Regions from separate parts of the Homo sapiens genome. Here region 1 is linked to region 2. A link is a contact called in ENCODE Hi-C or POLR2A ChIA-PET data. All regions are on one chromosome and are shown on one strand. The core of a region is the stretch at or near the end of the contact, and the rest is flanking DNA. Distances in the headings are between cores, read along the strand shown.

The links. A loop is a pair of places that touch in the nucleus more often than their neighbours do. ChIA-PET counts read pairs that join two places held with the same protein, here RNA polymerase II (POLR2A). Pooled maps may share reads with other maps.
Region 1: a pooled map shows a loop between it and region 2 (11-fold over the local background). The contact joins the promoter of DYNLT4 here to the enhancer-like site in region 2. A Hi-C loop is called at or near these places in 5 of 50 pooled maps. POLR2A ChIA-PET finds 5 or more read pairs at or near these places in 2 of 52 experiments (CD4-positive, alpha-beta T cell and activated B cell).

The regions. Positions count from the first base shown.
Region 1 is chr1:44,805,057-44,808,600 of GRCh38, reverse strand. DYNLT4 (dynein light chain Tctex-type 4) reads left to right here and starts at 1,250. Exons shown (of 3, transcript NM_001377534.1): 1 at 1,250-1,276; 2 at 1,763-1,817; 3 at 1,922-2,708. The coding sequence starts at 1,933. The coding sequence ends at 2,598. It overlaps BTBD19 (BTB domain containing 19), which reads right to left and starts at 78. Exons shown (of 8, transcript NM_001136537.3): 1 at 1-78. PLK3 (polo like kinase 3) reads right to left here. Exons shown (of 15, transcript NM_004073.4): 14 at 3,222-3,335; 15 at 2,611-3,114. The coding sequence ends at 2,923. RefSeq lists enhancers at 1-183, 1-229, 564-813, 288-1,487, 1,081-1,930 and 1 more.
Region 2 is chr1:40,386,229-40,389,830 of GRCh38, reverse strand. The region is part of intron 1 of SMAP2 (small ArfGAP2); the gene reads right to left. Among named protein-coding and RNA genes, the nearest start is that of SMAP2, 14 kb to the right of the region's middle. Within about 2 kb of position 2,247, at least 8 of the 41 ENCODE cell types and tissues checked have a DNase peak (open chromatin) inside an H3K27ac peak, as active enhancers do; they include CD4-positive, alpha-beta T cell, where a contact is called at or near this core.

The DNA.
Region 1 (3,544 bases), core at 1-2,500, 4.4 Mb before region 2:
AAGCTGAGGCTGGAGTGGCCTATGGTCCTGGGAAGAAGCTGGCTGGCTGGCGGCGGCGGCGGCGGCGAAAGAGGCCCTGGCTGGGAGTCTGCCCAGGCAGCCGACGGGGTGGGAAGCCTGTGGGTTTCCATGGAAACTGGAGCTGGCCTGAGAAGAGACTCCACCCATCTCCCGGGCAGGCCCAGGGAAAACTTCAGCCCTTAGAGGGGCATTAAGCGCCATACGAGGGTCTTAGCCCCCGAAGCTGAGCCTGCCCTAGGTTCAGAGTTCAAACTCCTTGCCCTCCTAACCCTTCCCTCCTCCACAGGCACACAGGGTCAGGATCCGGTTAGCCAGGCCGGGGAAACCCCCACTCAACAGGGAAAATCCTCGCCCCCATAGATGGGTCAGGGCCCCGACCTGGCTTGTTTGGGAGGGGACAGTCCCATCCCTGCCAGAGGAGGAGTCACATGAGTTGTCAGCCCTGGCAGAGGTGTCACAGCCTCTGCCATCTCTGAAATGTAACTTTGGGGAAACCTAGGTACTAGAGGTGTAGCCAGCTAGGGACAAGCCCCAGGACACTTGGGTCAGCAAAGGTCACGAGGCTGGACTCGGGGTTCACTGCCGAGTCACTGCCACTTTATAAGGCCTGGTGCCTACCAGCTGAGCCAGTGGGCCTCCCCTCCCCCGCACATAGCCCTGAACTGAGGAAGTCATCCAAGCCCCACCCTAACTCTGCGCCGGGAGCGGAAATGTTTGTCCTTGTCGAGGCCGATGGGGAGACAACAGAGCCATGACGTGTTCCTTCCTGTGGGCCCAGACTCTGGATTCCTGAGCCACCACCCCCGCAGCCTCAAGATCTCCCCCTAACCTAGGCCTCTGTGACTTGTTCACGAATGGCCAGTCATCTGGCCATTCCACAAGGGGAGAAAATGGGCCCTGGCTCAAGAGTCCTGGGGTAGGACAAAGCCTTTCTGACCACAGCCTTGCTCTACATCTGCCCCTCTGTTGCCTGCGCTTAGGAAGTTTGCCTCTAAGCTGCAAGACCCTGTCGGCCGCTCTCCCTGATGACTCAGGGGCACCCCATGCTCAGCACATGCTCACAGCAACAATGCTCTCAGGTTAAGCCAGAGCCAGACTGGAGGGAGGGATCCTGGGAGGGAGGAGTGTTTGCTCTAGCAACCCATGGCAACTCCACAACACAGGTCTTTCCCCTCCCACTTGCCCTTCAGGCCAGCGGGGCCAGGGCTGTGCAGCCAGGACAGAACTCAGAAGCCAAAGCCTGCGGGTGACTCAGGTGCCTGAGGGAGTTTCGGGAGCAGAGGGCAGCCATCTCAGAACTGATTCTGGAGGAAGTGGGATCAGAGGCCAAAGGCAGAAGGTGGAAGGGGGCTTCATGAGTCATCTGCCCTCAGCCTGGGCCAGGTGTAGGGGAGATCTTTGTGCCAGCCACCCTAGAGTAGATCTGGGTGGAAGATGACTGGATTCAACACCCCCAGGGCTGGAAGGATCTGTGGGGTTGAAGGAGCTGAGTCTGTCAGTCCTTCCTGGTTAGGGGTTGGAGGCTCTGCCTCCACAGTCCAGGCTGAGGCAGAGGCCTGCCTCTCCTTCCAGAGAAGTCGGGTGGAAGGGAGAAATGGCAGTCTCTAAGACTCCGAGCGTACCTGGCTAACTTCCATAGTGCCCAGAGAAGGAGCTCAGTCGGCAAGGACTAGCCGAGGATCCCAGTCCTAGCAGCCTCCTGTCCCCTGCTCATGTGTCTAACAGCCTTTAACCTTCTCAGCACCTAGGAACCCAGGCAGCCTGGGACTATCTGATCCACTTGTTCTAAAACACAGGTAAGAAGGGGGTAGAAGGTAAAAACCCTTGACATCACTGAGCAAGAGGCTGGGGTGGGTAGACAGATGCCTGGTGAAGGCCACCCTGAGTGTGGTTCCTCCAGCCAGCAGGTCCATGGCCAGCAGGCCTCTGCCCCCGGGACGCCAGGAGGAGGAGAATGCCAAAGACTCCGGGCGGAAACCCTCACCGGTGCGGCCCCGAGGCTGCCTGCCCAGCATTGATGAGGCCCGACCGGCAGGTCCAGGTCCAGCCCCGGCCTCGCGCCGGGGCTCCATGCTGGGCCTGGCCGCGTCCTTCTCCCGCCGCAACTCGCTGGTCGGGCCAGGCGCGGGTCCTGGGGGTCAGCGGCCATCCCTGGGCCCGGTGCCCCCTCTGGGCTCAAGGGTCAGCTTCTCAGGGTTGCCCCTGGCGCCCGCCCGTTGGGTGGCGCCCTCCTACCGCACGGAGCCAGTGCCCGGGGAGCGCTGGGAGGCTGCGCGTGCACAGCGTGCCCTGGAGGCGGCGCTGGCCGCAGGGCTGCACGACGCGTGCTACTCCAGCGACGAGGCCGCGCGGCTGGTGCGGGAGCTCTGCGAGCAGGTGCACGTTCGCCTGCGCGAGCTCAGCCCGCCACGCTACAAGCTGGTATGCAGTGTGGTGCTGGGGCCGCGCGCGGGCCAGGGCGTTCACGTGGTCAGCCGTGCGCTCTGGGACGTGGCGCGCGATGGGCTGGCCTCGGTCTCCTACACCAACACCTCGCTCTTCGCGGTGGCCACGGTCCACGGGCTCTACTGCGAGTGAGGGGGAGTCCAATTCTGCAAAATTGTTTATTATCCTAGGAGGAGGCCCCCCTGGGGCTCACATCCCAATAAATAAGTGTCTGACAATAAATAAAAGTGGTCCATAAATAACGCCCCCTAGCTGGGAGCTAAGGCTCAGGCTTATCTTGGAGATGGGGTAGGAGCCAGCGAAGACAAGCCGCCCCCAACTCCAGTAAAGCTGGTCCCTGATTCCCTGGGGGATTCGGCCCAAAGCCCCCAGTGAGGCACCAAAGGAAGGGGGAAGGCCACAAAGGCAAGGGCCAGAGCCTGACAGGCACAGGCCTCAGGCCTCAGGGCTTGGGTCCTAGGCTGGGCTGCGGTCCCGGAGCAGGCGCAGAGCATAGCGGAGTCGCTGCCGCAGGTCTGGAGAGCAGCCCAGCTGCCGAAGGTGGGAAGCGAGGTAAGTACAAGCACTACGATTTCGGGCCACAAAAGTCACAAGGAGGGGCTCCCAGCCACTGAGAATCAGCTTGGTGTGGTCCCCGTAGAAGTTCACCTGCACACAGAGCATGACAGTGGTCAGGACCTAGGCTCCGGGCCCAGCTTCCTCCCCAGCACCCTGGGCCTCCCAGACCTTCCCGCAACTCCTGGATAGGCTCTTACCTGGACAGTGCCATCACTAAACAGCATGAGGAGAGCCTGATCCGTCTTGACCCACTGCAGCAGCAAGGGCGGAGCAGGTACCTCTACCTCTTCCACACTGGGCAGATCTCCACCCTGGGAGCAGGATCAGGGCAGGTCACTGATCCAGCGTGAGACAGCCCCCTCCCCATTAGTGTATGCCTTATCCTCTAGCTTTCAGCAACCCCAACCACCACCAAGGGGGAATCAGAGGGATCAGGATGGGTTAGTTTTCTTTTCTTTATTTTTTTTTTTTGAGATGGAGTCTCGCTCTGTTGCCCAGGCTGGAGTGCAATGGTGCGCCA
Region 2 (3,602 bases), core at 998-3,497:
TTTCTAAAACTGCTGCAAGGTTATTAAATTCTACAGCACCTGAGAACCACGTCTAAATATTTACTCCCATCCCACAAAAGGGCTAAAGGACTGCTATTTCAGCCTCCTGTTTCACACTTCATGCTACATTTTTCCCCAGGATGATGTGTCACACCAAAACCTCCTACTGAGAGGGCAGAGGATTCGCTTCATGTCTAGCTCCAGCTTCCAAAGCAGCACAGGTGGCAGAAGCACAGAAATGAAATGGCACAAAGAAGCAATTACCACAAAGCAACCATGAGATTCACCTGCTCAGCTTCCTGGTGTCACAGATCTTCAGCTATCTGGGCTAACAGTATGAGGAAGACTATCAAAAAACAAAACAAAGCATATGACCTGAACACACATTAACAGAATAATGCTGCTCATAATAGGGACATAGACACTATGTGCCAGACACCGTGCATTAAGTATGCAGATAGACATGAAAACACAGTCCCTGTCCTCATCTCCAGTCTGAGGGCCCTTCTTCAAAAAAAAAATAATAATGCAGTAGCTGTTACCTCCTTTCTACTAATGTAGGACCTCTAATCCACCTCCTTAGAGGACTAAGTTTAAGTGAATGAGGACTGTATGAACAACATAAGATGCTAGTCAATGGCGCAAGGGTATTTCCGCACATCAGGTATATAATGTTGTGTCCGGAATTGGTGGGTTCTTGGTTTCACTGACTTCAAGAATGAAGCCGTGGACCCTCGCAGTGAGTGTTACAGTTCTTAAAGGCGGCGTGTCCGGAGTTTGTTCCTTCTGATGTTCGGATGTGTTCGGAGTTTCTTCCTTCTGGTGGGGTTCGTGGTCTCGCTGGCTCAGGAGTGAAGCTGTGGACCCTCGCGGTGAGTGTTAAAGCTCTTAAGGCAGCGCGTCTGGAATTGTTCGTTCCTCCCGGTGGGTTCGTGGTCTCGCTGGCTTCAGGAGTGAAGCTGCAGACCTTCGCGGTGAGTGTTGCAGCTCATAAAGGCAGTGTGGACCCAAAGAGTGAGTAGCAGTAAGATTTATTGCAAAGAGCAAAAGAACAAAGTTTCCACACTGTGGAAGAGGACCCGAACAGGCTGCCACTGCTGGCTCGGGCAGCCTGCTTTTATTCTCTTATCTGGCCCCATCCAATCACATCCTGCTGATTGGTAGAGCGGAGCGGTCTGTTTTGACAGGGTGCTGATTGGTGCGTTTACAATCCCTGAGCTAGACACAAAGGTTCTCCACATCCCCACCAGATTAGCTAGATACAGAGTGTGGACACAAAGGTTCTCCAAATCCCCACCAAGAGTAGCTAGATACAGAGTGTCCACACAAAGGTTCTCCAAGTCCCCACCAGAGTAGCTAGATACAGAGTGTCGATTGGTGCATTCACAAACCCTGAGCTAGACACAGGGTGCTGATTGGTGTGTTTACAAACCTTGAGCTAGATACAGAGTGCCGACTGGTGTATTTACAATCCCTGAGCTAGACATAAAGGTTCTCCAAGGCCCCACCAGACTCAGGAGCCCAGCTGGCTTCATCCAGTGGATCTCGCACTGGGGCTGCAGGTGGAGCTGCCCGCCAGTCCCGCGCTGTGCGCCCACACACCTCAGCCCTTGGGTGGTTGATGGGACCGGGTGCCGTGGAGCAGGGGGCGGTCTCGTTGGGGAGGCTCAGGCTGCACAGGAGCCCACAGAGGTGGGGGGAGGCTCAGGCATGGCGGGCTGCAGGTCCCGAGCCCTGCCCCGTGGGAAGGCAGCTAAGGCCCGGTGAGAAATCCAGCGCAGCGCCGGTGGGCCGGCACTGCTGGGGGACCCAGCACACCCTCTGCAGCCGCTGGCCCAGGTGCTAAGCCCCTCATTGCCCAGGGCCAGCAGGGCTGGCCGGCTGCTCCAAGTGCGGGGCCCGCCAAGCCCATGCCCACCCGGAACTCCAGCTGGCCCACAAGTGCGGCACACAGCCCCGGTTCCCGGAGCTGGCTCCCTCCACACCTCCCCGCAAGCCGAGGGAGCCAGCTCCGGCCTCGGCCAGCCCAGGAAGGGGCTCCCACAGTGCAGCAGTGGGCTGAAGGGCTCCTCAAGTGCGGCCAGAGTGGGTGCCAAGGCCGAGGAGGCACCGAGAGCGAGCGAGGGCTGTGAGGGCTGCCAGCACGCTGTCACCTCTCAATGTGAAAGTGCCGGCCCATCTTGCTGTGGTATGACCCATAAAGCTGTTCCTTATGTCCCTTATGTTCCTTAGGTCCCTTATGGGGAAACCAGGGTTCTCCCGAATTCCCCATTCCTTGCCTCAGCAGACATCTACTGCAATGAAGCAGTTCAGAATGATAATGCCCATAGCAAAGCCATCTCTACGTGGGCTCAACCCAGAGAATCCCCTTGGTAACTTTTTAAATTAGAGGGCCCACTTGACTACTCAAATCTGAACACATAAATAACCCATCACTCTAACAACAACACAAAAATTTATACTTCCTTATTTGTATTGTTAAAAAATTGAAAATTCAAATATTAACAATTGGGCAAGAGATAATAATGACATATTCCAATGCTGGGATACAATAAAGGTATTTACACGTTTTTAATGTCATGAAATAAGCTTATAATAAATGTTAAGCAAAAAAGAATGATATAAAATCATTATGGTATAAGCTCAAGTAAATGGGTGATAAGAATTATGAAAAATAAGGCCGGGCATGGTGGTTGATGCCTGTAATCCTGGCACTCCGGCAGGCCGAGGCAGGCAGATGATGTGAGCTCAGGAGTTCGAGACTAGCCTGGGCAACATGGCAAAACCCTGTCTGTACTAAAAATACAAAAATTAGCTGGACGTGGTGGTGTGCACCTGTAGTCCCAGCTACTATGAAGGCTGAGACAGAAGAACTGCTTAAGCCTGATAGAGGCTGCAGTGAGCTGAGATCGTGCCACTGTACTCCAGCTTGGGCGACGGAGCGAGAGACCTTGTCTCCAAAAAAAAAAAAAAAAAAGAATTATGAAAAATACCTTCAGCATCATTATATTTTTCATACTTTCCAATGATTTTTATCGTGGATAGGTTTCAGAATCATAAAAGATAAAGTTGTTGTTGTTTTAAAAAAAACCAGCATTTACTGATGTTTAGATTATAAGCACAGGGATCCTCCTATCTCCCCAGCTCCTAAAATCCCACAAGACAGAAAACAACTGGTCTGTTCCTATGGCAACAAATCTTTTTTTCCTTAAATGTATGAGAAGTCTAATGAAACTGGGACCTATTTTTACTCTGCCCGTAATATGGACCCTTGATCTGAGCCACTTGTGTCAGGCTACTTCTGTCGAGACTAGGCTCAGAACAAGTTAGAATGCTCAGGGAGCCAAGCCGGAGTCTTCCTGATTCCAATGTTTCATTTAATGAAGCTTCCTTTCTCTTTCATATAATCTGGGAATGTTAATACTGTAGTCACACTACAGGAAAGACCTTTCCTCAAGTTTCTCCTCCATCTGTAACGGTTCCTCTAACCGAACTCTTCATGCCTACTTTCAGAGAGACAAAGTCAATCCCTGTTCCAAACAGCTAATCTTTCAGTAAAAATGATTTCAACATAGCAGAAGAGCCTGAATCTCTTAATTCAT